Regions from separate parts of the Homo sapiens genome. Here region 2 is linked to region 1. A link is a loop called in an ENCODE intact Hi-C map of the cell type or tissue named here. Cell type or tissue: endothelial cell of umbilical vein. All regions are shown on one strand. Links, peaks and the distances in the headings refer to the core of each region. The heading gives the core; the rest is flanking DNA. Region 1 has its middle 4.2 kb from the start of SIGLEC10. Region 2 has its middle 15 kb from the start of SIGLEC6.

Evidence for each region. Peaks named below come from ENCODE experiments on the same cell type or tissue, not always from the same donor. Only the 100,000 strongest peaks of a DNase experiment are listed, where the experiment ranks them.
Region 2: it touches region 1 in a loop (6-fold over the local background); 5 of 110 quality-filtered maps call a loop at or near these places.

What each region holds. Positions count from the first base shown.
Region 1 is chr19:51,420,365-51,423,266 of GRCh38, reverse strand. No RefSeq gene overlaps it. Among named protein-coding and RNA genes, the nearest start is that of SIGLEC10, 4.2 kb to the right of the region's middle. In endothelial cell of umbilical vein, for the core only: a CTCF peak has its summit at 1,173 (motif pointing left); a DNase peak (open chromatin) is centred at 1,176.
Region 2 is chr19:51,545,618-51,548,519 of GRCh38, reverse strand. It overlaps the pseudogene SIGLEC28P. Among named protein-coding and RNA genes, the nearest start is that of SIGLEC6, 15 kb to the right of the region's middle. RefSeq lists an enhancer at 2,459-2,508. In endothelial cell of umbilical vein, for the core only: no CTCF peak of the experiment used is centred there; DNase peaks (open chromatin) are centred at 649 and 1,639; H3K27ac peaks cover 2,283 bases.

The DNA.
Region 1 (2,902 bases), core at 222-2,721:
GCTATTTTTATCTTCTTGGCTCTTCTTTTCCATCCACAGTAGGGGATCATTTCATGGGTAACTCATGTTTTGGGGAGCAAGAGTCCTGCTGTTCTGTAAATAACAGGAGAGTAAAAGAAAAGTTAACAGATGGGGGAAAATATCTGAAATGCACATATGTAACAGGTGTCAGATCACAGACAACTTAGGGGTTTGACATAAGGAGTTGAATCTTATTTTGGAAAACTAATGCTTGAAGTGAGTGTCATATCACACTCACACACCAGTAAGTCACTATTATATCTGACAATAAAGTGTTGCACTTGCAAAATTTTTCCTTCACTAGAAATTAGGGTGAATCCAAGTCTATCCTCTAGTGATATTTCACTCTTCTTGCCCTGCAACGTGTTATTCTGACTTGAAAAGGAAAGGACGGAGGCCCAGCTAAGAGCCCCTGAAATATACACGACCCCAATCCAGACAAAGCAAAGATGAATGACCTGAAAAGCCCCCAGGAGCGCATTTTCTTATGTGGACATCACATGCTTAATGTGCCTGGGTGGAAGTCATTTGGGAATAACGCTGTAAAGAGTGTGAATATTGCCGGGCGCGTTGGCTCACGCCTGTAATCCCAGCACTTCGAGAGGCCAAGGCGGGCGGATCACGAGGTCAGGAGATCGAGACCATCCTGGCCAACACGGTGAAACCCCATCTCTAGTAAGAAAAAAAAAATACAAAACATTAGCCGAGTGTGGTGGCGGGCACCTGTAGTCCCAGCTACTCGGGAGGCTGAGGCAGGAGAATGGCGTGAACCCGGGAGGCGGAGCTTGCAGTGAGCCGAGATCGCACCACTGCACTCCAGCCTGGCGACAGAGCGAGTCTCTGTCAAAAAAAAAAAAAGAGTGTGAATATTTTGAAGGGCTTTATATCTTGGGGAGGGTGGGTTTGGGATGAGAGAAGTGGAGTGACGATGGTGACTTCGTTTTTGCTTTAATGTGATTCCCCCGGAGGAGATCTTGTTCTAATGTGTGGCGAAAAGTAGCCTTTTTAGAGAGTACTGTCTGCAAACGTGTCCAGAGCCTGGGACTCGTTCCCTTGGGAGCCTCCCTTCTGCAGGACCATGGACAGCGCGGGCTCTGGGGCCCGAGGCTCCGCGGTGCCGCCTGCTCTGAAGGTGGAGCGCCCCCTGGGGGCGGCGTCCTGAACTGCAGCACAGCCCGAGGTGGGAGGAACCCAGGACCAGGTCCGGAGCTCAAAGGACACAAAGACGCTGGTCAGGGAAGGTCCAGATCGCCCTTCTTCCGACAAAACCTCCTGGGCTCCCTCGGGGTCTCAGCTGCAGCCACTCGTGGGCTCTCCATCCTCTCCAGGACCCTGGCCCTCGCCCCTCCCTCCTCAGGACGCGGTCCTCACGCCGCACCTGCGCCCCCCGGGGCGAGATCCTGCCCCGACCCCTGTCAGACACCCCCGCCTCTCCCTCCCCCACCTCCCACCGTCCCCGCCCTTCCTTCCAGCGCCCACTTGTGCCCTCGTGCAGCTCCGGGGTCTGGAGCCTGGGTGGGGCTTCCTAAACCCCTCCGTGTGGAATTATGGAGGAAGAGCAGGCGCCTAGCCCCTGCTGAATGAAGGAGAGGCGGGTGCGGGGGTGGGAGGCTGGTATTGAGGGAGCTGGTTTTGGAGGGAAGCAGCTCAGGGAAAACCCGAACCTTCTCAGGCCAGAAAACAGACTTGAGGCTGCCCAGAAACCAGTCCCGGGGCCCCAGGCAGCCTCTCCAGTCCTGTCTGACCAAGGCTGGGAGGGCGGCTTGGGTAGGAAGGGCTGGGAGCAAGTCGGGGCGTCGGGGGCTCTGGCCTCGCTGGAGAAGGGGACGTGGTGAGGAGGCCACAGAAACCACAGGAACTCAGAAAAGTGAAGAGGGGGGAATGGGAGGGGGCAGCGATGTGGAGAAACCCGCGGGAGGAGGAAGACGGTGCCGCTCTCCTGGCTCCTGTCGGCTGATCCCATGGGTGTGAAATGTTCAAAGGCAGAGGTGGGGCTGGGCCCAGGCTGGGGGCCCTAGAGATCATCAGCTCCTTAGGGACCCACCTCCACCAGGACCCAGGCACCTTTCCTCCCCTCACTCCTCCCTGGGAGAGGCCCTTTTCTGAGCTCTGTGGAGAGGAAGGTGTGATGTGTCCCACCACAAGAGCTCCCCTGCGGGAAGGAGGCTGGTGTCCTCAGAGAAGGCCCAGATTAGGTCACAGGGAAGCAGGGATCAAAGGGAAGGTGAAGCTGGGCTTGGTGGCTCACGCCTGTAATCCCAGCACTTTGAGAGGCCGAGGTGAGAGGGTCACCTGAGATCACGAGTTCGAAACCAGCCTGGCCAACACGGTGAAACCCTGTCTCTACTGAAAATACAAAAATAAGCTGGGCATGGTGGCAGGCGCCTGTAATCCCAGCTACTCGGGAGGCTGACGCAGAATCGTTTGAACCCGAGAGGCAGAGGTTGCAGTGAGCTGAGATCATGCCAGTGCACTCTAGCCTGGGTGACAGAGCACAACCCAGTCTCAAAAAAAAAAAAAGATAAAAATAAAATTAAAAATATGAAAATTAGCTAGGCGTGGTGGCAGGCGCCTGTAGTCCCAGCTACTCGTGAGCCTGCACCAAGAGAATCGCTTGAATCAGACAGGGAGCGGCTGCAGCGAGCCAAGATCATGCCACTGCACTCCAGCCTGGGCAACAGAGCAACACTCTCTCTCAAAAAAAAAAAAAAAAAAATGGGGAGAGGTGGATATTAGGGTCTGAATTGTGTCCCCCCTCCCCCCACCAAATTTCTGTGTTGAAGTCCCAACCTCCAGTACCTAAGAATGTGGCTGTACATGCAGACAGTCTTTAAAGAGATACAGTTGTTCCACTGTATTAGTTGGGGATTGGTTCCAGGAT
Region 2 (2,902 bases), core at 310-2,809, 130 kb before region 1:
TGTGAAACTCCCTACCCCTCCCTCTCCAGCCCAGACCTGCCCCCAAGCCCTGACGGTTCATCTCACCAGCTCTCTGCCATGACACCCCCAAGTCCCTGCTGCTTGAGTCGGGGCTCTGGGAGCCACTGCAGATGCTCCCCTCTCTCACGCATTATAAGAATTAAAGAAAGAAGAAGGAAACACAAAAAACAGCTGAACAGTTAAAGATAGGTTTATTTTGGAGACTAAACCTGAGAAGGGCTTCTGGCTGAGTTAGGTCAGAGGCACTCTCTTTTACCGACTAAGAGTTTTTAAGGATTCAGGGCGGTACAGCTTATCACAGGCTCAGAATGTTTCTGTGTCTCTTTGTCTTGCTTACCTGGGAGGGAGAGTTTTGTGTCTAATCCCATACGTCTTCCTGCAGCTGCAGGCATACCCCCTGAGTCTGCTTTTAGCTTCCCTATCTTAGTGTACCTAAAGGGGAAGGAATGTGTTTATTAGGGCCCACTGTTTTACTGGGGCCCATTGTATGAGTGTGAAGTTTGGTGGTTACCCAGGAGACTTTTCCCCCTCAGACATCCCTTTATGCCTGAGCTGTCTTATCTGTGTTTCACTGTCTGCTCTTTCCGGCTGCTTGTTGTCAGAAGATAAGTGATTTCCTTGAAATGCACGAGGCTAGAAAGGGAGCTGGAACTTAAAGTGGCAGTGTTAGTCTGAGATGATGGTGCTCCTGCTCTGTCATGCACCACCACCAACCCTGCAAAGTCCACTTTCTGAAAATGTCTCAAATTGCTTCTTTCTTCAATCACCAAGGTGACTTGTTTTGAGAGTCCCCAGCTAAACTGGGGCTTCAGTGCCAGAGTGGCTGATGACCCTGCCCTAATGGGAAATGAAGGAGAGCTGGACGTGGTGTCTACAGCGTACATTTCACAGGATCTTTCTCTTACGTGGAGGATGATCTAATGCCTGGTTGTCTGACCCATGACCATGGGTGCCTCACATGGGCAACTTGTTTAAGCTACAGATGCCCCTGTGGTTCTTTTCTGACCCGTGTTCACTTTATGCCTGCCTGACCATTTCCCTGGCACTGGAAGTCCACCCTTGTACCCTCCCAGGTGTCCTGGGGGGAAACCCAGCCTAGAGTAGCCACAGTTCTTCAGGTGGAGGGTGCAAGTTCAATGCACCATCAAGCTAGGAAATATGTTTAAAGATTTTTACTTATAAACTCCAGGCAATGAGGGTGTAATGAGTGGAGGGGGGGCAGTAATTAGTGGGGGGACCCAGTCCATCCCTGGGTCACCCGAGTCAGGAATGAGGAGTCAGGCAGAGTGAGAAAGAAAAGCACACGGCAACTGGCAGTACCTCTCAGGGAATCGGGTGTGGTTACTTTAAGTTCATGGGTAAATATCTGTGGTTCCCTTAAAGGTAGCAGCAGAAAAAGCAGGAAGGCAAGTCTGCTTTTACAGGAGAGATGCCGCTGGTTCTTTTATTTACCTATTGTTTTTTGTAGAGATGAGGTCCCTCTATATTACCCAGGCTGTCTTGAACTCCACTCAAGAGATCGACCCGCTCAGCCTCCCAAAGTGCTGGGGTTGGTTGAAGGGCATGAGTCACTGTGCCTGTCTAAGTTCTTATCTCTGGCCACCAGCTTGAGCCATTTGAGTGTGGTTTAGAACTGGAAGTTGTTAAGGATGACTGAGCCCCGCTTCTGGTATTTCAAAAGGACACTGAGGTCGCATGCAATTCTAAGAATTCACTACATTACTCTCTCCTTGAAGGCATGGTTCTTCCTTACCGAACAATCGCAACAGCTTTCTCTCTAGGCCCTTAGCCTGCAGTCTGGCCTTGGAGGGATCTATCTGACATGTATATATTATGGTGACCCTTTTCTGCATGAGAACCTTCCATGACTCCCTATTGTCCTTGGAGAAAGCTCAAGCCCATCATTGTTTCTGTCTTCCAGGACTACTTGAGTTAGTTGAGCGTCAGGAATGATGCAAATCTGTCTCTTTTACTTTTGTTTGAGAATGAATGCACACATGGAATGAATGAAGTGTTGCTGCTCTTACCTCACGTGGACCCTTTCATGCCTCTGGTGCTGATCTCTAGGAGACTGACCTCTGTGGGGGTCCCACGCCTGTGATTCATGGGGAACTGGCCAGGTGGCACCTGTTTCTCCAGTCACTTGTGCACAAGTCCAGGAGGCAGGACTTGGGGACTCCGGTCCTTCGTTGCTGCCTTACTTAGGGCAAGCCTCTTGCCTTGTCTGAGCAACATGCAGAAATGGAACTCAGTTTTCTTAAAGAGTTAATTACAATGGACTCATTGTGTGTCTGAAGTTCCCTTTACTGGGCTGGTCACCTCTTGTTCTCACCACAAGCTTCCTCTGCTGTCCCACACCTGTAGCTTTCCCTTCCCTTTCAGAGAGGTCTGCCCCTGGGTATGAGGCAGAGATGCCACTGCTGCTGACCCTGCATAGGCTGCGGGGACAGCAGCCCCCACTCAGGAGGCTCCAGAGCCCAAGGCTTAGTCTTTTCCTCACTCCAGGGCTCCTGGCTTAGGTTCTGGAACAGCTGCAGTTCCAGGAACCTGTGATGGTGCAGAAGGGCCTGTGTGTCCTCAGGCTGCAGAAATTTCCCTACTCCTGGACTTACTATGGAACCCTCCACCTGTGCTGGTTCCAGAAAGGGGTGGATGTAGACCACAATCCTCCAGTGACCAGGACAAATGCTTCATGGCAGGACCCAGGACCAATTCCTCCTGCCCAGGGACCTCAAGACCAGCAACTTCTCCCTGAGCATCAGAGGCACACACGGGGACTCTTTTTTTCTTTTCTTTTCTTTTTTTTTTTTTTTTTTTGGGATGGAGTCTCACTTTATCACCAGGCTGGAGTGCAGTTGCACAATCTTGGCTCACTGCAACC